2 separate regions of the Mus musculus genome follow, and region 2 is linked to region 1. A link is a loop called in an ENCODE intact Hi-C map of the cell type or tissue named here. Cell type or tissue: heart. All regions are shown on one strand. Links, peaks and the distances in the headings refer to the core of each region. The heading gives the core; the rest is flanking DNA.

Region 1 (10,743 bases), core at 2,267-7,266:
GCAGAGCAAGCAACAGCTGGAAGAAGAAGAGAAGAAAGCCCTGTATGGCCTGGAGAACGCCGGTAATCATTAGGAGTGTATTCTTGTGTGTGCCCCACGGCACATGACCACTCCTGGCTGTCCACGCCACCTCTCTCTCTTCCTGGTTGTACTGTGTCAATTTTTCTGGGTAGCCCCAGGCAGCATCGAGTCATTTCAGCTCAGGAGATGCTGGAGAGCCTTGATATTTGTAGGAAAGCCTTCCATCACTGTCACAAGGCTAGGCCAGAGCCACGGCTGCCATTCCAGCTGCTATGAAATATAGGTTGGCAAATGTCCTGCTTGGCCTTGGCTGAATGCGTGCCTTCCACTATACTCACCACAAGGTCTTCGTTACACCCCTTCCCTGCAAGAATGACAGCTACAGTGTGTGGATAAGTGGGCGTGTCGTGGGCCTAAAGCATTGTCTATGGACTCTTGAGACTGGAATTTTGTGTCATATTCTTCTACAAGCTATTGCTCTTTAAAAAAAATTTTTTTTAGCCTACCCAAAATCTGTGGCAACCACTCCTAGCCTATAAGCCATATAAAGAGAAATGGTAGGTCAGATTGACCCCTGCATAGGGCTGCTCACCCTTGTTAAACTCCTCTCCAAAAGAGACATAACCTGCTCCCTATAAGACCTTCTGAGGTCCCGAGGTGAGTGGGTGGTTCCATGGTATATACTCAGGCCAGAATGAAAGCATGCGGCAGGAGAGAGAGCAGCTGGCAGGCACCCCTTGCATGCTGTGCAGCTGCCTCTGTGCCACGTTGATCTTAGCGCCCACCTGCTGTCCTCCGCAGAGGAAATGGAAGAGTGGCAAGTGACATGTGGGAAGTTCCTGGCCATCAATGCCACCAACATGTCCTGTGCTTGTCCTCGGAGCCCTGGGGGCCTGTCCCCATTTGCCCATCTGGGAGATGGGTCTTCTGACCTCATCCTTATCCGGAAGTGCTCCAGGTTCAACTTCCTGAGATTCCTCATCCGGCACACGAACCAGGAGGACCAGGTGAGGCGCACTCTTGCCCCGAGGTCATTCACATTTGGACAATTCCCCACACACTGGTTCATAGGATCTGTTGTTAACTTCCCAAAACAGACATTTTTGGATGCATATTTCACACTCCTTAAGGTCCTTGGCAGTTCCTGCATGTGGATTTTCATTTAAAAATATGGATCTGGGTCCCAGAGAGACGGCTCAGCAGTTAAGAGCATTGGTTGTCTTTGTAGAGGAACTATGTTCAGTTTCCCAGCTCTCAACTCTCTATAACTCCAGTTCTAGGGGACCCAGTGCCTTTTTCTGGCCTCCACGGGCACCAGGCATACACACGGTGTACAGATACACACATGCAGCCAAACCCCACCCCCCAATACACACACTTAAAAATAATTTTTAGAAACAGAGAATTCTAAAAATTACCCCTAATGAAGTATAGGATTCTTATGTATGTATGTATTTTAAAGATTTATTTATTTATTTTATGTATATGAGTACACTGTCACTGTCTTCAGACACACCAGAAGAGGGCATCCGATTCCGATTTACAGGTGGTTGTAAGCCACCCTGTGGTTGCTGGGAATTGAACTCAGGACCTCTGGAAGAGCAATTAGTGCTCTTAACTGCTGAGCCAACTCTCCAGCCCTCTTTAAAGTATTTATATCTATGGAGGATTTTTAAAAGTGTGTGTGTGTGTGTGTGTGTGTGTGTGTGTGTGTGTGTGTGTGTTAGTGTCCCAGAATTTTCCCTGTCCAATTACATTAGTGCAGAGGAGGCCTGTGATTGGACAGGGAAAGGGAAGGCGGAGCTAAGAGTTGCAGAGACAGAGAACATCTCAGGGGAGAGAGGAAGGAAGATGGCTGCGGACTTGAACCCGAATGGCGTTTACCAGCCACAAGTAGCTATGATGATTTCACAAGGTTAGAAATATTGGAATAAAGCTTTTATCATTATCAATTGGCTCTGAAATTATTGTATTGGCATTTTGTAAATTGTGATATGATTGATATATAAATTTGATTGGTTAATTAAGCTTTAAGAGTTTTGATTCTACTGGGTAATTAGGTGTTGAGATGGCTGACCATGGGGTCTGTGGGACATTGTGTGGTAGCAAGAAGAAGAGGGGCCACCGCTGGAGAGATGGCCCAGCGGGAGCCCTGTGGCCCCATGGTATGGCTAGAGAGTTGGTGGGCCTGAAGGAGTCCAAGAGCCTTAGTTCAGCCCTGAGGAGAGTTGGCGGGTTCGTTTTTATATTTCCCGCAACATGTTAGTGCGATTGCTCAGAGAACAGGCGTGTTGGATTCCCCTGGAACTGAAGTTACAAGTAGTTGTTGAGCTGCCTAATGTGAGTTCTGGGACCCAAACTTTGAGTCCTTTGCAAAAGTGGTCTGAGCTCTCAACCTCTGCACCATCTCGCTAGCCTCAGACCTGAGATTTCAAAGGTATCGGCAGTCGTGTGAAGCTCCCAGGAGGACAGCGCACATCCGGTCTCTAAGTTGTTAGATGAGGAGGGTCGGCGGCCTGGAGACACTGTTGTCTGCGTCTTCACAGGACCACGAGTCCTGGCTGGCTGAAGCAGCCGAGGTGAGAGGCTTGCCTCACCCACTCCACTCACCACCGCCCCACCATGTTTGCCTTGACAGTTCGACTTCACTTTCGTTGAAGTTTATCGAGTCAAGAAATTCCACTTCACGTCGAAGCACGTGGAAGACGAGGACAATGACTCGAAGGAACAAGAGAAGCAGAAGTTTGGGAAGATCTGCAAGGACAGACCCTCTTGCACTTGCTCAGCCTCCAGAAGCTCCTGGAACTGCGATGGCGAAGTCATGCACAGCCCGGCCATTGAGGTCAGGTGAGTGGGCCGCACCCCCGCCACCCACCCAGACGGCTGTCCACAAACGCTGTCTCCGCCCAAGGGTGCCTCACAGATGTCACCGGAGCTCCCTGGGGATCGCGGCAGAAAGCACCAGGCGTTGCTTCCCCCGTGTCCTTATGCCAGGCGTGGAAGCTGTGTGATCCGACCTTTGCATGGGGCAGGTGCTGACTCTGTGGCACTATGTGTTGCCGACAGGGGTTTTGAGGCTCTTCTGATCTATATTCTCTTTCTTTGCCATCCTTGCCATTCTGTCCTTGGTGTCTGTCAGTCATAGTCCCCCCTCTCTAGTTAAAATAAGCAAAAGTGACTGGCTTCCTAGGTACTTTCTAAGTCCTGGACTCCCCACCCTCCCCACCCCCCCCCAATTCCCACCCTCACTCCCCACTCCGTGCCCCAGGTGCCTGTGGTCAGTGACAGGTGCTCAAGGTTGGGACGTGGAGCACCAAGCAGGAGTCAGAGGGATCAGGACGGGCATGCTGATTCTGTCAGGCAAAGAGCGAGCACATATGAGCTTCAGAGGAGCCCACAGAGGCCACACCACACAGCCTTAGGGGCCTTGGAAGCCTCTGGTAGCCCACAAGGACATGAGCAAGAACCTGGGGCCAGGTGGCTGGCTCTGAGTGACTTCACCCATTTAGTCACCGAGGTACGCAAAGGCAGCTCAGGGTCACTCTTAGCCAACAGGGTTGGTACTGAGCTTTAACGGGAGCCGCCCCTGGAACTTGCTAACTACGCCTCAAGTGCCCAGCATCCAAGCAGCAAGATGCTGGAGGAAGGCTCTCATGGCCTTTCTCGTTGGTGGAGGGCACTTGTTCCCCAACATGTGGTGCTGGGATAGAAACCAACAGAACTGGCCAAGGAAAAGTCTCTCCCCACAAGAAGAATAAGGCATGCTGTCTTTTGAGAACAGACTGTCAGTGCGGTTGTAGAGCACATTCGGAGACCTCAGGAGAACTGGGAGATTCTGGGAGGTGCGGGGTTCGGGGGGTCGGCTGTGAGTGATGAGACACACGTGGAATCTGAACACTGCTATTTGTGCCCGCAGGGTCCACTGCCAGCTGGTGCGCCTCTTTGCTCGGGGAATCGAGGAAGAGTCATAAGCAAGAACCCCAAAGCCCAGGAGCTGTCGGCCTTGAGCTCGGGGAGTGTGGAAATTACTTAAGAAAAATTCGACAGACCAGTTATGTTGATATATCCATTTGAATTTAGAAATTTATTTTTGATAGGTAAATCTTGGTTTTTAGAAAAGACAGCTTTGTCAACAGTTCTGTATCCATACCTGGTACCCTCGGCCCCGCTTCCGAGTCGCTTTTCACTTCTTCTCAGCAAATGGCACTTGCTGGTTCCGGGCATTGGCTTCCTAGATTTTAGCCATGCCGACCGTGCATATTTCAAGACAGCCCCTTAGTGGGCTACACTGCAATAATTTTTAGGGACATTATAATATGACTACGTCCCAGGAATCAGGTTACACCATCTGGTCACATGGGTAAAACCCGGTCACCTTGACCCCTTTGGTGGGACTTCCTCTGGAATTGTCCGTGGCCAGGTTTGGGAAGGTAAATAGCTGTCTTGGCCTCCGCTTTACACACACCTTCATTTACGATCAGGACGTCGCTATGTGGCCCTTGCTGCACACCACAACTGACTCAGCGAGGTCCTCCGCACAGCCATGCCTGCAGAGCAGGGCCATGTCACAGCGAGAAGACACCCAGGGTGACGTCTCATCCTCAGGATCCCCCACGTCTGCTGCCATCACAGCCGCATCCCGTGAGACAATTCAGCAAAGCGCCCACTTGGAAGCTTCATTCTGTCAGCCCTGGTAGCCTGCACACCCTGGCCAAGGCAGTCTGAAGCACTGGCTAAGAGGAGGCTCCATTTGGAATCAAAGCACTTCTACAGCTGGGTTTTGAAAGAGGTAGGGGGTGGCGGGGACAGAGAGTCACTGACACACACAGAGGGTACTCGGTGAGTTCGATACCACCCTCAACCTGACTGTCACCAGCGAATGGTGGGTGATCTCGGGTCACCCCCAGGTACTCTGGTGCAAGCCTTATGTCTACTCCTGGTTCCACATCCATTCTTCCGCACTGTGGATTCTGTTCTTATTCATAGCTTTCTCCCTATCCATCACGTCTTGGCTATTTGCTCTGTCTCCACAAGGGGGCGCTAAGCTGCTCAGGCCGAAGCCCTGGGCGCATGACCAGTTTTCCTCTGAAGGCATTCCCAACCCAGGGGCTTCTCGGCCACATACTATGGCCTGTGCTGTGTCTCCAGATGGATGCATCTGAAATGTGTATAAAAGGGTTTTATGTGAAATTCAGGCCTACACAGCTTAAACTTGACTTGCAAACGGGGAAGGGCACTGACTGTTACAAGAGCTGGTTTTAGGTTCTGCACTGGGGGAAGTGTGCATCTCGTGCTGGTCCAGTTACTCGCTACAGAATTCTGCAGGCCACACGGCTTTCCAGGTCCTCTTGCACTGACTTCTGTTTCGAGGCATACACAAAATCCTCTGTTTAGTATTCAGTCCCATCCAGACAAAAGAGCAGCTGTAAAGGCGGCCATGTTCAGGGACCACTTTAAAGGCAGTTGTGCGGCGGTGCTATTTAATGATTGTCGAGTAGAAAGCTGGCTAGAAAGAGTAAATGAACTAGCAGTTTCTATCCAGATCTGTCCCTGGATGGGCAGAGCCCAAAGGTGCCAGCCTAGCAGCTCTGTGAGTAGGTAGGCAGCCCTGGAGCAGCGTGAGGGCCGATGCTCAGTTGTCCACCTCAATGTGGCCCCTCGCCCCCGGCATTCCAGAGGGGGCTCAGGGCCCGAGGCAGCTGTGGGTGCCCCTGGATCTCAGGAATTGCACTGTCCTCCAAGGACTCAGGTCTTCACTGACCTTGCTACATGATACCCACGCCCTGGTCCACCCCTGCCGCTGCCAGGGCTGGAGGAGAGATGCAGTCAGAGGATGCTTTGCCGGTGCTTAGCAGTGCAAGCCACGCTCGGAATCTCCAACCCCGGCGCAGTCATGGAGCATCATGAGTGTCAGACACTTAGGGCCCTTGACACGGCTGCGCAGGATTGGGGGGGGGGGCGTGCTGACATTCACAAGCAGTAGACAGTCTTCATGATGCTTTTTAGATGCAATACCCCAAACTTCCCGGGTCTTAGGTATTTTAGGAGGAAAAAACAGGGGTAAAGGTTAGACAGTGGCAACTTAGGATCCTGTTAGGGTCTGGCCCATGTTTTAACTCCCACTGGTGCATACCAATTAGGCAACAGTCATAAGCTGTAACTTATTTTTGTTTATGGAAACTAAGTAGTGGGAACGGGGACCGGGGAGCGGCTGGTTTCCCAGAGGATGCTTCAGCCAATGCAATCTCCTGGAGCTGGGAGCACTGACTGGGAGCACTGACACAAGAATGGCCCAATTATGCCTCCTGGTCTTGCTGGCTTCAAGATTAGAAAGTGGCATATTTGATCTGGTATATTTGAGAAGACAAAAAAAATAATAATAAAGTTACTTTGGGCAGACTATGGCCTCCCCTCATCCTCATTTACAAGTTCTTTTCAATGCAGATTTTTTTTTAAAAAAAGAGAAATGAAAACACAGTTTAATGAATTTTTGCTAAGAAACTGAATGCCACCCTAAATACTCATGGTGTTCTTCCTGACTTATCTGCTCCCCCCACCCCACCCCCACCCTCCTGGGTCACTCTGCTGACATTTTAACATTTGAGCAGACCCTCCTTGTGTCACCTGGTGTGTGTCTCCCATTGCATTGTTATTTAGCTAGTAGGCTCTGCCATTAGCCTGAAGGAACCGCACGGATACAGCTGTGCTCATATGGTACAGCTATGCTGAGTAGAGCATGAATGCTGTCTCTGTAGAGCCAGCCACAGCAGCATGTATTGGGGTCTGCATGCACTGCGCCTTCAGACACTCTGCCTGGCCTAAGGGAACCAGATGAGCACCTCAAACAGGACTAGGCATGGTGGCGTTATACAGCTGAGAGGTCGTGCCACAGGCTCAGGAAGGACAACTGCAGAGGCACAGAGAGGGTGAAAGAGGAGTGATTAGGATCAAATGGTGGGATGAGCTCTCGGGAGAGCTGAGAGTATTCTATTTGCCAAGTTCCAAGGGAACTCTGACTATGCTATGGCACAGCACCAAAGCCAGTGTGTGCTATGAATGGATGGTTGGATGGATAGGACGGTAGGTGGATGGATGGATGGATGGATGGATGGATGGATGGATGGATGGATGGATGGGTGGGTGGATGGATGGATGGGTGGATGGGTGGGTGGGTGGGTGGATGGATGGATGGATGGATGGGTGGATGGGTGGATGGTATATGTTATGGATAGAGAGAAGATGGATGGATGAAGTACATGTGTATGAAGTGTGGATAGATGTCAGGATGGGCCAGTAGCGGGATGATGTGTGGGTGAATGCACAGAACGTGCAGTGCCCGTCCTATGGCCCTGTAGCCCCTTTCCAAAGATGTTTGGGCAGCTTACTGGCCGCTCATTTGGGGCAGAGGTGGGGCCAGGCACCAACCGTGTGCCCATCTGGGTTTTGACTCCCAGGTTTTCTCGTATCTCCCCTGTGCCCAATGTCAGTATCTGAATCAATAAAGTCACAGCTTTGCCAGAGACCCTTCTGTTCAGAATCCCAGGGTGGCAGAGACCACAGCTCAATGGAGCCAAGGCCAACACTGCAACCCCAAGGCACTGCCTGGTCCAGACTCCCCCTCACACACCCAGGGCCAGCTACTTTTCCGGTCTGTCTTCTGGGATCCCCAGGACTACCTCCTGCTCCTAGCTTCCCTCACACCAGGGGGCGCAGTAGAGCAATCAGCACCCACTCCCCATCCCATTTCATACCCAAGCCTTCAGTCTCATAGACAGTTTTGTGCTCGACCCAAATGGCACTAGTGGCCACGAAGACTCTGGTATGGTATAGACCTGAGAGTTACCCAGCTGATCTACCAACCAACATCTACACACTCAGCTAAGAACAAAGGATTCCTCAGACTCAGCACAGAGCATTTTAGGTTTATTAAATAAAAATTATAATTTATACAAGACTTTGTATCTAAACAAGGTTTTCTTTTTTTAAAAAAAAAAGTGACAGAGGATTTTTTTTCCTATCAGTTCTTTATAGAATATGATCCTTTTGTAGAACAAAAGTTACACCAGCAACAATTATGTACAGATCCAAAACAGACTCAAGCTTCACACATACAAAATTGAACATTCTAGGTCAGTGATTAGTGAGCAATTAAACACCTGCCCAGATCACACAATCCAGTACAAACCCCAGTGTCTCTGTAAGGATGCCTAGAAGCTACATAGGCCCCTGGCCCAGCCCTGACCCCCTAAGCTCTACTCAAAGATCTGCCGGTGGCTAATGGTAGAACTTGGGGCCACCTCCCTGACCTACTGCCCTGACCCATGGTCAGTCTTCATCTCTCTTTCCCAAAGAAAGAGACTCAAACTAAACCACGTATTCCACCCTGAAAGCCTTCCCTGCTTAAGGCCTCTCTGTAGCACACCGGGGTGGCAACACTCACAACCCAGGCACCGCCAGGGTCCATGAAGTGTTAGCCACCATGTGTGGCTATCACCCATGAAGCCATCCTCACGGACAGGTCAGAGGCCATGTTGCCTTCCCTCTGGCACGTTGGGGTGCTCCTTCTCTGATTCCGTGCTCTTCATAGCACAAGCATATTCCAGGGGCCCAAGCCACGGCCCTGGGTCGAGGGTCCCGCCTCCCCATCCAGACTCCTCCGTCTATGTACCTGGAGCTGTGTGGCCTCTGCTACGCATCTGGAGTGGTATGTGTGCTTGATCTGGTTGCCTGGCAAGCCCTTCCCACCCCCAGTGTGTGGCCTGAAGTCCCCTGGGAATGAGGTGTCATGAGCCCAAGCCACCGGGCCTCACACCTACGCCGGCAAACGAGCGTTGGAGCAAAGGTAAAAATTACATTTGAAAAATGGTACAAAAATAAGAAAGACAGCTTGCTCTCTGTAAAAAATATAATCTTCTGTTTCTTCAAAAAAGCAATCTCAGTGACATCTGAAGGACTCGGGACAAGCTGAAGGAGACAAGAGTGGTCCACCTGGGAGATTCACAGGTGGCGTCGTGGTTGCCCCCCCCAGAGGCCCAGGCCTGCAAGATCGCCCACCTGTGAAGTCTCCACCTTTGTCGGGGCAGGGAGCATGGGTGGGATGGGATGTGCCTTACCCCTGCAGAGCGTGCAGTAAGAGACAATAAATACTGTTAGATGTTAGAGGACAAGGCAACTCTGGCCCCTAACCTCTAGGCTCTGCCCACAGCTGTCTGCTGTGGCACAGGGTCCTCCCATAACTCCAGAGTGACTGCAGCCTGGAGGCCAAACGCCAGCCAGATGACCATGGAGTCTCTCACTTAACAGCAGGGTGGAGAATGCTCGCCCCGAAACCTTCCAAAGAGCCAAGTGTTAAAAAGGTGTGCTTTTGCCGACACTACGCCAGTCTGGGCCCTCACAGGACACCAACCACTGGCCTGACCTCTTAGCTGGAGTGTCAGGCCAAGACGAGCCAGATGAGTGATAACTCATGCCCAGACACTGATGGAGGGGCAGGTACCCCCAAAACACCAAGCCCTAAGAGGCCCTACCCACAGCCTCGGAGTGCCCACAGCAGGTCCAACGTGGAAGGAGGGTCTGAGGGCTGGGTGAGATGACTGGCCATTTCTTCACTGGAGAGGGGCCTCCCCACCATTCTCTCCATCTTACCACCCCTGCAGGAAGGGGCCACAACCATTCCCAGCTATGGCTTTGGTGGAAAAAGCCTCTGAAGAACAGGGGTCATAAGACCAAGGAGCCTCTCAGGATGGCAGGGGCTGGGTCTGCACCCAGGCCGGGAAGGAGAGTGAGGGGCTGTGCTTAGCAGGGCCTGAGGACCAGTGTCTTGTGTGCCATCCTTCAGACTGGTTAAGAGGATCCTCTGCCCACCTGTGTCCACAGGTGGTCATGAAGGTGCTTCATGCGCTTGGCACGGGCCAGCCCGGCACCGTTCCATGTGAGTTCCAGCCCTTCTGGTCTGCAGAGCCTAGGCCAATATAACCAGCCACAGTCCAGGAGAATTATTGCCGAAGACTGCGAGGATGTCCGCTCCTCCAGCCAGCGGTTGGAAAGGATTCCAGCAACACCCCAGAGTCAATACTAGCTGTCACCGCCAGAGGCCGCTGCAGACGTGATTTTCACATACTGGCTGAAAATGGTCTCAAAGGCTTCATCTCTGTGCACCATGGCACCGAACACCAGGGGCTGGTGGAGAAGAAATGGATTGTGGGGGGGATGTGCGCTTCATAGCCAGGCTGGGGGGGCTACTATGGCCCCTATCAGACAAGGGCAGCAGCTTGGCAGGGTGTAGACAGCCTGGCAGATGGCCAGATACTCTTTTCACCCAGAGGACTCTAGCCCGAGGACCCAGCCTTTTCTTCTTGAATGGCTGCAGGATCCGTTCCCTCTGGGCCTCCTGTAACTGTATGGCGCCCACCCAAGCTAAGCTTTCTGGACCTTGTGTCCATGGAGTAGGGTCCTGTGTTGAGGGGGAAGAGAGCTTCCCCTCAAGCTGAAACCACATCCCAGGGAGGCTCACTCCGGTCCCCTGGCCAGGGGCAGGGATAGGGGTGGGGGTGGGGGCTGTCACCTGCTGGGTACTTACTTTCTGGGTTGATGGTGTAGAAACAGCAATTCCCATGCCTGAGCCAGGGAGGACAGACAAGACTTTATACTGAAATGAAAGAGTACAACCATTGCCACCGGGCCACCAGCTTCTCCTAAGGACAGGGGTGATGCTAGTCCCCA
Region 2 (10,743 bases), core at 3,887-8,886, 94 kb before region 1:
GAGCGCCTGCCTTATCTGCACAAGGTCCTGGGCTGGAGTAACCGACAATCAGCGCAAGCCTCCATCCCTATCAGTATAGGGCTTGTGAAATAAACTGTGGGTCACCCACAGAGTGCCATGTGGCTCTCTATACACTTCTGTGTAAATACATATAAATTCAAAAGGTGAGGTGTGGACCAGCGTGTCCACCTGGGTGGATGAAGAAAAGGTACTACATGAACACACAGACTCCAAGGTGCGGCTCTACAGACTGCCGCTAAGGAAAGGGTGAGAACACACACACACCACCATGATGCTCCTGCCGAGCGAGACTCACTCCCCTGAACCTAATCACAAGGGAGCCTCAGACTCACATAATCAGAGGGACCCTCACAAATGACTGCCTACACGCCTTCAATGTGTCAGGATCAAAGTGCGCTCCAGGCTCACAGAGATATGAGAGCAGAGAGGACTGTGGGGAGGGTCCATGGAGCTCTGGATGGTGGACAAGGAAACAGGAGATATAATGAACACTCTGGGGTACAGCTAGAAAATGTGAACGAACACCGTGCATCCTCACAAGGCAAGCGGCACTGTGTCAAGGCTACATTTCTTTACACTGAATGAGCTGGTTCCTGTGCTCTTAGGAAGTGTACAGCAAAGCTCTCGGGAGGAAGTGGAAGGATGTCCCCGACGTACCCTCAAATGGTTCTGGAGACACACACAAGCACAGACGAGAATGGTGACTGGGTAGATGTGTGGAAGCTGCTTGTTCAATCCTGGAGACTTCTCCTGAGTATAAAGTTACATAAAGGATGTAACGTGGCACAGGCCACCTCTGACAGGAGCGCAGAAGCCTATCCTCACTCTTCATCCTCTTGTGCTTCATAACATCCTAAGACAGGCATGTGCTACTGAGTTTTTAAAAACATAGTTAAAAGCCAGGCGTGGTGGCACATGCCTTTAATCACAGCACTCAGAAGAGGCAAACTTTGTGAGTTCAAGGTCAGCCTAATTTACATATCGAGTTCCAGCACAGCCAGGGCTATATAGGGAGACCCTGACTCAAAAAGAAGAAAAAAAAAGTATTACACTAAAAGAAAAATTCCATTGCACAGACTTTAAGACCTAAGGCGCCCTGCTCCAACCTTGAACAGAAAACTTGGCCATCCTTCCCTAAAGCTCCCCAGAGGCACAGGTCAGCTTCCTGCGGCCCATCCACAGGCCCCACGCGCCACCTCCTGACCATGAGGGGCATTGCACCTCACAGTCCTCGGCCTGCAGTGTGCTGCTCTGCACTGCCTCTCTCTCCCGTTCAAACACTATTTCTCTGCTGTGAGGGATCCCATGGCCGGGACCTCTCGTGGCCCTCAGAAAAGTCAAGTCCCTAATAAACACCTCTCCTTGAGCTCCTTCAGCAAGCACCGGCTATGAAAACGAGAGAACCAGTCATCCGACGGCAATCCCACCACAGGATCCTGAAAGCAACAACTGTCTTAGAGACTGGCCAGTGTCCACACAGGCATTGCAGGTGACCGTGCAACTGACAACAATTCACCCCGCAATCATCCTCTCCCCACTGTCACACTTATGCCACCCTTAGTCCCATGTCTGCAAAGTACAAAAGTCAATAGTTGAGGATGGTAGTCATCCCTCCTCATTCCCCAGATGTCACAGTCAACCCACAGCCTATGAAGAACAAGGACAGCCACCTGCCAGGCCTCTAGGGGCTCCCCCTGAGGACCACATACTGTAGCATTAAGTAAAAAGGATTAAGCATATATACCAGGAAATTGTATACTGTGTTGGGAATATGTTAGCACACATGTCTAAAGGAATTAAGCAGTCCAACTACCAGCATTTTAGGGACTCGATGTCATGAAAACGCAACACAGCAGGTGTGTAACCAGTTATGACACCTTTGGTCTTGTAAGAAACCACAACCCACTCTCAGGGACTCACCAAGGTCTGTGTTGGGGCCAGCAAGCAGCTGTTTGAACTTGTCCAGCCGAGAGGTCTCTCTCTTACTCAGGGCTGAGTCAGCAAGGGCATGTGGGTCAGATGTCCCACTCAGTGTCACTGTGGCCGAGTGGGGAAGAGACTGGGACCGTTGCAGAGGGACTGTATCACCGGTGCTCTCTAGAAAGGGCAGAAGAGCAAAGGGCAAGGTTAGCAGAAGCCCTTGGCCCCCTGAGCACATCTTCTCTTTTACCCATGTGCCCAGGTGCTCACCATGTTACCATGGGCCTTTGTGACCATCATCTGGTCAGCTCTCCCTCCCTCCCATCACCCAGCACCAAACACTAGCTCACTAATGAAGTACTGTTCACCAGACAAACAGATACATCCTGATAGCCAACAAAATCCAAAGCACTCCTCTGCAGCCTTCAGATATCCACAGGCCTGGACAGTAGGCTTAATGGGCCACCCAGGTGTACTCGGCAGGCAAGCCACTGTCCATCAGAAAAGGAAAGGATGATGCCACAAAGGCACTGAGGACAGCAGGTAAGTGACCAGGAGGCTCAGAAGGACCAGAGCACATCTCATTCAGTGCCCCACCACCACTCACCCACCCACCCATCCACCCATCCCAAGTCCTAGCACACAGGGACAAAGAAAGCCAGGCAGGCAAGGAGCCTTCATGGACAAGTCAGGAGCCCCTCTCTCGGGGTTTCCTTAGCTGCCCCCCCCCCCCCCAAACCCTGCAGGTTCAAGGAGTCCTGAGGAGGGAGGGGAGATGGCACAATCCATTCTGGGATCTGGCTAGGAACAGCCCAGAGAGGAGCCAGGTCACCCAACAAAGAGCCACAGGAACCAAGGGCATAAGGCTCTGTGGTCCCTGACTCTACCCAGCAGCCTCAACTCTCAGAAGGCACAGACCAGTTTGCAGTCAAGAGGGAGCTTCAGGAAAGATCCAAATTCAACATGCTGGTGTCTGCCTTAGGCCCTATAGACAAGCACCCAAAATACACCCTCCCACACATCAGCCCTGGAGCTCAGGAGCAGAACACCGTGGGGAATCTATGCATGTGTGTGTGATGCACATATGTACATCTGCATGTGCAATCAAGTTCAACAGCAGGTGTCTTCCTCAGTCCCTCTCGACTCTATTTTTGGAGGCAGGTTCTTTCACTGGGCATGAAGCTCACTGAGTTAGCTTGACTGACTAGCCAGCAAGCGCCAGAGATCCTCCATTATGTCTACATTCTAGCATCCAGGGCTGAGATGGCTACAATAGGAATGGTCCTACAGCTCAGATATTTGAATGATTGGTCATTATGGGGTAGAGCTACTTGACAGGGATTAGGAGGTGTGGCCTCGCTGGAGTAGGTGTGGCCGTGGAGGAAGTGTGTCACTGGGGATGGGCTTTGGGGTTTCAAATGCTCAAGGCAGGTCTGTGTGTGTCTCTCTCTCCCTGTTGCCTACGGATCTGGATATAGAATTCTCAGCTAGGGGCCAGGCGTGGTGGCGCACGCCTTTAATCCCAGCACTCTGGAGACAGAGGCAGGAGGATTTCTGAGCTCGAGGCCAGCCTGGTCTACAAAGTGAGCTCCAGGACAGCCAGGGCTACACAGAGAAACCCTGTCTCGGGGAAAAAAAAAAAAAAAAAAAAAGACTTCTCAGCTACTTCCCCAGCACCCCACCTGTCTGCAGGCCACTGTGCTTCCCACCATGGCCGTGATGGATTAGACCTCTAAATATAAGCAAGCCTCAGCTAAATGCTTTCTCTTATACGCATTGCTGTGGTCACTGGCGTCTCTTCACAGCAACAGAACACTGACTAGGACAGAGTCGCACACAGCTATCTGGGAGGCACAGGAGGGAGTGATGAGAATCTGAGGTAAGGATCCAGTGTCCCTCACATTTCTTCCTACTATGAGGAAACATTCACAGCCAGCAGGTCCCATCTTGAGGGTCTCTTGCAAGCAGTCGCAGCCGTTCTGGTGAAGAGGTGAGCTGTTATGATCAGAGGGTAGCACTCTATGGCAACAGGGGCTAAGCCCTGGATAGACACACTCCTGCAGCTCCCAGAGCCAATCTAACTAATCCTGGTAGAGGTCTCACTAACTACGGTGCAGGACTCCCTGGCCTGACTGATGAGGGTGTGGCAATATTCAGTCTCTGTCAGGGCACTGCAGAAATCTGAGCACACACCATGCTCAGTGACACACACTATCCAACATGAGAGCAAGATCTCTGGATGAGAACTCCTGGTCTCTGCAGGAGCCCGCACTAACAGGAGGAACTCTAGAGCCACAGACAACCCCAGCCCCACCCCAAGCCACCTCTCCTGAGCAGCTAGGGGTCTTCTTGGTACTACATTTGTAAAGGAAGAACAACACAACTCCCTCCTAGAAGCCTGAGGAGTTTGAAGAATTTACCATCCAAGGGGCTGGCTGTGGTATTAGCCATACAATGAGCAACAACATGCTATTATTATTAAATGCTCAAGAAAAAAAAATCTCTCCCAGATAACAAATACAGGACGCTCAGCCCAAGGTTTGCAGGACACAGCAAAGAGCTCAAAGCCCCTTCCCCAGGAACAAGACGTCCTGAGAAGTGTTTACTTGTACTGGAGAGGCTGCCACAGTGTGACACCACCAAGCTCCATCATCTCCTGGAGATGAGTCTGTTTCTGATCTGGACCTCCAAGTCAGATATCCTGTGATCCACCACTCTCAGCTCCTCCATATGGTGTGCTGAGGGCCAACACCAGCAATAGCAATGCCCTCGGTCCAGCCAGCTGTGGGCACGTGAGAAGTTGTGTCCACCACTGCATGAGCACAGGGGTGGGCAGAATCCAAGGTTCCTGTCAATCCTTGGATGCCGCCACTAGAGGGCAGCCTGCCTAGACTAAGCAGACAGGAGGTAGAAGGGAGCAATCCCCCATCAGATTCAGAGAAAGCCACCTTCCCCTGTAAACTCGGACTTCCAAATTTGCTACAAATCAAATAAAACCAGCTTCTCACCTGAAGACATGGTAAGGCTTTAGCCCATCAACTCTCAGAAGGCGGTTCTGAAAATGAGGCTATGTAAAAGCCCCTTTCTGAATCTAGCAGGGTGGCCTTAGACTACTATGGATCTGTTTTTCATCTGTAAATGAGAGCACCCTTACCCAGGGGAGGCATGCGTGGGCACTCCTGGCTCCTTTCTGAAGAAGCCTAGGATCTCCCATCGCCTGTGCTCCCCAGTGGCCCTCTTCTTGGGCCCCCACACCAGCCACAAGCCTGGTCCCCAAATAAAGAAAAGACCATCTGGAGCCCACGGGCCTGGGAGGGCCACATCCGCATGAAAGATGGCCGTACAGGCTCTCAAGGCCCAGAGTCCTGGTGCAAACAGGCACACAGCCCTCTTTATTCCAATCCAATCCTTCCTTGGCTCTATTGTCCCTTCATCCCTACCTGAAGGACAAGGAGTGTGGCTCTCACTGACAGACTTCACCAGGCGAAGGTCACCACTGGGAGGTACAGGAGGCTCTGCTATGGGCTGAGGCTCTGGCTCTGGTTCTGTCGTCTTCTGTGAAGGCTGGCTCTGCCTCTGGCTGTGATTGCGCAGGACACGATGTGCTGTCTCCATGACCACCTCAGAGTTCAGGCTCTCTGTCGCCATGGCCAGGAGCTCATCATCGTCTTCACCGGCATCCCAAGCATCACTGGTGTTGCTCTCAAACTCCTGGAAGGTGCTGACCCGCTTGGCCTTCACCGGAGTGGTGGGCACCTTGGGCGTGGACTTGAGCAAGCTACAAAGCAAAGGTGTCTTTACTGTGCACACTCAGCCAAAAAAAGAATCCCAAGGGAGAAGGTACTTCATCTAGATGAGGGTGCCAAGAAAAGCACAAAGTGTGGGCATCAAAATAGGACTTGGCACTGCACAGGCTACGTGATAGGGAGGGAGGCGTTCCAGACAAGAGCCACCAAGCAGCACAGAACTACACAGCAATGGTGCCAAGGCTAGAAAGTACATTCTCACGCTCCCTCCATCTCAGCCAAGCTCCTAAAGCAGCAGCGGACGGGTACAGAGCAAGAGGACCTTGCAGAAAACGGGGCCTTGGCATACACACTCGGAGACAGAATAGTTCAAAGGACGTCCCTCCAAGCTTGACAACAACACATGGCATAGGCCCCAGTAGAAGTCTAGAAATATGACAGACAGGTGCAGCCCTGCAGGGCCACACCAGCACTGGGCTAGGCCCAATACTCAGAAGAGCCACCACCAGGACAGAGAGAGTGCAGGACCGAGGAAGGGTTCAGGTGCGGTGTAAGGACAGTCTGGAGCCACGCTGCCCTCAAGCCAGGAGTGCCAGCTCTCTGCAGCCCCACATCCCACTGCCCAGCTACAGGGGGAACTACTCTCGGACAGTAGTGTCTCACAAAGCAAGTGGCTAGGCCATCTGCTGACTGAGAGAACATTTCCCCTCCCTCTGAACCTCCAATGAGCTGGCAGAAGCAGGTCACCAACTGCCACTTACGTGCCATGTAACAGCGGATCAAACGGTGGGTGCTGGGCTCCATACACATGCTGGATGCTAGGAGAACAGGAAACAAAACGTTAGGGTTTTTGGTTTTTTGGTTTTTCGGGTTTTTTAGCTCTGCTGAAAGCCCAATGGTGAATCAAGAAAACTGCCAGCTCCTCAGCCCCACGCCAGGAAGAGCCACACCCATCAGCAGCTGCATGTCAGCCACCGGGGCTACGGCGCCCACAGGCCCACACACCCCACGATGCTCTGGACCATCAGGGAGCCCCAGGAGTCCTCAGACCACTGGGAACACCGGGTTCCTGAGCCACTGCTCACAAATGTGTTTCACAAGCACGACACAACCTCACAAGGTAACCTCACTGGGAATATCCACCAGATGCGCCTCTGGTTATCCAAACATAAAGAATTTTGTAAAGATGTAATCAATTTAAAAACATATGAGGGTGCGACTCTCCCACCAAAACCAGACAGGCTCAGCCAGTACCCTTGAACCTCAGCTCCTCTGAGTCAGGCATGTCCCTTTGAGGTGAGGCCAGGATATCTGTCACCTCGGCATGAGAAGTCTCAAGAATGAAGCCACCTCTGAAGGCTGGTACAGCAGGAGATAGAGTGGCCCTGTGATGGCTTCCTTGAGCTGGGGTCCAGGCAGATCACCTCCTTTCCCTTCCAGGCACAAGAGACAAAGGAATCCCTACTCATCAGAGCCACTGGCGTCAGACACCCTAACTGACATCCCACTCTGGGGTTCCGACACAAGACCCTGATGAAGGGAGAAGCGTGCAGAGAGACATAAAGAGCAATGTAGGTAAGCACATGCAGGCTTTTTTTTTTTTTTATGAAGTCCTGGGACCATGGAGGGCTCAGCTGGTAAAAGGCGCTAGTTGCCAAGCCTGACAACCTGAGTCCAATCCCTGGGTTCAATCATCTAATGGGGAAAGGAGAAAACTGATTCTCAAAGTTGTTTCCTGATCTCCATCCAAGTGCTGTGGGTGACATGTGCATATGCGCGCACACACACACAAATATGTGTAGTATTTTTAAGTGAGTTAAAAGATGTTTTTATTTTAATAGATCCCTCTCCCCAGATCCTCTCAGATCCTCCCCACCTCCCTCGCAAGAAGAAAGAAGGAAGGAAGGAAGGAAGGAAGGAAGGAAGGAAGGAAGGAAGGAAAGAAAGAAAGAAAGAAAGAAAGAAAGAAAGAAAGAAAGAAAGAAAGAAAGAAAGAAAGAAAGAAAGAAAGATCAAGACAAAACAGAAAGATAAAAAACAAAAAGTGCACAAACCAACCCAGAATACACTTTGTGTGGGCCAGGTACTCTGCAGTGTGGTTGATAAACCCAGTCAGACTCCACTGGAGAAAACAGATTGTCCCTTTCAAATAGTCTCTTGAAGAAGGGTGGGACTTTGTGTGTCCACGTCCCCTTCTCAGTGCTGGAATCTGATCTGGTTTGAACGTGTACAGGTCTTGTGCCTGCTGTCAGCCCCTGTGAACTAATGTGTGGCTCATCCTGCTGGGTTTCCTTGGGGTCATCCATCACCTCTGGCTCTGGGAATCTCTCTGCACAGATTCCCTAAGCCTTGAAGGAAGGGGTCTGATAAAGACTTCCCATTTAGAGCTAGCTGCTCCCCCTCCCTCCCTCTCCCTCTCCCTCCCTCCCCACATTGTCCAGTGTTGATTCCCATCCACAGCAAGGAAAAGCTTAGAAGGAAGTTTTCTTTAAATCCTGGGAATGGAGAGATGGACAGAGAGAGAGGGGGAACATACAGTTCTTGCAGAGGACACAAGTTCAATTCCAAGCACCCACATCAAGCATCTTAAGGCTACCTATAACTCCATCTTCAAATCCCTCTTCTGGCTTCCATGGGCACCTGCATTCATACATGCACATCCCTCCACCACCACACATATAAACATAATTAAAAGTAAAAAAAAGAAAGAAAAGTTAGGATCACTACAGCAACTCAGTGGATAAAACTGTTTGCCCCTAACCCTGACAAACTAAGTTTGTTCAATCCCCAGGACCCATATAGTGAAAGGAGAAAACAACTCCTACAAGCTGACCGCTGACCTCTACCTACATGCTGCGGCACATATATACACACACACAAGCAAATACATAAATAAAATACTTTTAATAATAAAAATAAATCTTTTTTAAAATTAAGTTCTACCTTGCTGACTCTGTGATGTGAAGTATTTCCCCAAATTATTACTTCCTTCTTCTTCAGTTTACTTAAGTCATTTGTTTACCTTCAGTTGTGTTACCTGATGTGTGAGGAGCCTACAAGTAGCATATGTAAATGTAAAAGGCCACTCTGAGGCGGAGAGTGCTCGGACTTGCCTGCAACTCCTTGTAAATCTTAATTATTTCAACATTAAACGTTGTAAACCCCACAGGAATAGAATGAGCTCTGGTTCCCTCATCTCTGGCCCGTGCCACCTCCCTGGACAGCATCACTTCTAATTTCACACTGTGCTGCCATATGGCTACAACATAATGAGTTTACCCAAGGTTGACTGTGAAACACAGAACTGATTTAAAAGTGTTTGTGGTTACAAGGATAGCAATAACACCTCTGGAGAGAAATGGCTACACAGCACTTGATAACCTCCTAAGGACAAAGTCCTGCAATGGGAATGCCCTGGGCATAAGGCACACACTTAAGGAGATTTGGCCATGCTGCCAAAGGACAGTCAAGTAGCTCCCTCTCCCGCAACAAGAGCTGGCCGATGGCCAGACCCCACTAACTGGACAGAAGCAATCTCCACGCTGGCTCTGTGCCTGAGATATTTTTTCCACTGGTACCTCTTCTTTTGTAAACTACTCATATCCTGTGTCCATCTGCTAACAAGGATTCACCTGCTTACTGATTTGCAAAGTGAGAATTCCTTCTGTGTCATTTGTGCTGTATGGCCAGCAAATAGCAGTCCCACCAAAAGATGTCCACATCTAGAACTGTGGGCGTGTTACCCTTTCCTGTACAGCCATCAGAATAGTGTGCCTATCAAAGAGAACAGTAGCCTAGTGTTAGAATGCCCTGTGGTCATTCCTATGGGAACACAGCACGCACTCACATTAAACCCAGTGCTGGTTTTCCCTTGGAAAAGAGGTATACCTGAACCTAAGAAAAGAGAGGCAGGCAGAAAATTCTAGACAGATGGGGCCTGGGAGATGTTCAGTAGTTAAGAGGACAGGAATCTGAAACCCCAGGACTCACATGTAACCCCAGATGTATAAGTGAGCATGGTAGTTCATCTGTAATTCCAACCCAGGGAGGGGGAGACAGAGGAAGCCTGGGACAGCTTGGTTAGCAGGACCAATGGCACCACACCAAACAGTTCTGGTTGACTGACACACCTTGCCTCAGTGAAAAGGTGAAGAGCAATGGAGGAAGGCTCACACTTTACGTGGGTAAGCACAGCTACATAGATTTGAAGTGGGTGGGTGCAGTTATATGGGGCATGAGGGATGGGTGCAGTTACACAGGATATAAAATAGAAGAACTAACATGCTTGCTGAACCCTGACTAGAGCTTCCACCTGACTGGCTGGATTTTCTCTCTTGTACCCCAGGCAATACTCTTTGAGTATTAGTCCCAAGAAGTGCCCGTGAGTACCCATCTCAACTGACCCATCATAACTAACCTCCTGTAGCAGTCACTGACCACAGTAAGACAAAAAAGTGAAGAGCCTTACTTCAGCCCTAACCTTCCAGTCCTTCCAGTGACTTCCAGAACATCCTGAGGCAAGAACCAAGCCCCCACAGCCCTGTGCATTACCTGCATTTTACAGAACCCAGGAGAATCAGAAATGTGCTGTTTGTCAAGGGAGAGAACAGGTATATAGTTACTCAGATCATACACAACCTAGAGTAGCCTTTCTCCAAATCTCAGGGGTGCCTGACCCTGGTGCAGTGTTCTCAAGATGAAGAGTCAAAGGGTCCAGGTTCCAATTCCAGGGCCAACACTTACTGGTTGGTAAAACTCAAAACGAGTCAACTCTCTGGTCCTTAAGTTCCTCGGCCTGGGAGAGGAAATGAGAATTTTTACAGGGTACAGTTGTGGATGTGTGGCGGAGAGGGTTTACCTGGGTGAAGCCTGGCATCCAAACAGAAGTCAAGTACACACCGTGGCCAAGACAGCCACAGTGGTAGCACTTTGTATACAGAAAGTGACCCACAGAGAGCACCTGTCACAACTGCCAATCTCTCTTGCCTCTAATACTCACAGGCTTCTTCTATTCCCAATATATTTATATTCAAAACAGTAGGCAGCTTGGCCTGCA

The links. Hi-C counts contacts between places; a loop is a spot of excess contacts. Peaks named below come from ENCODE experiments on the same cell type or tissue, not always from the same donor. Only the 100,000 strongest peaks of a DNase experiment are listed, where the experiment ranks them.
Region 2: a loop joins it to region 1, with 2.6 times the contacts of the local background. A loop is called at or near these places in 4 of 42 quality-filtered maps.

The regions. Positions count from the first base shown.
Region 1 is chr15:86,134,807-86,145,549 of GRCm38, reverse strand. It overlaps Cerk (ceramide kinase), which reads left to right. Exons shown (of 13, transcript NM_145475.4): 10 at 1-62; 11 at 823-1,028; 12 at 2,660-2,868; 13 at 3,938-6,449. The coding sequence ends at 3,992. Gramd4 (GRAM domain containing 4) reads right to left here. Exons shown (of 19, transcript NM_001379572.1): 18 at 10,601-10,669; 19 at 7,924-10,200. The coding sequence ends at 10,096. Among named protein-coding and RNA genes, the nearest start is that of Gm15569, 46 kb to the left of the region's middle. In heart, for the core only: a CTCF peak has its summit at 5,048 (motif pointing right); no DNase peak of the experiment used is centred there.
Region 2 is chr15:86,230,492-86,241,234 of GRCm38, reverse strand. Tbc1d22a (TBC1 domain family, member 22a) reads right to left here. Exons shown (of 13, transcript NM_145476.2): 2 at 6,449-6,505; 3 at 5,382-5,719; 4 at 1,942-2,118. Among named protein-coding and RNA genes, the nearest start is that of Tbc1d22a, 21 kb to the right of the region's middle. In heart, for the core only: a CTCF peak has its summit at 4,804 (motif pointing right); DNase peaks (open chromatin) are centred at 4,784 and 5,964.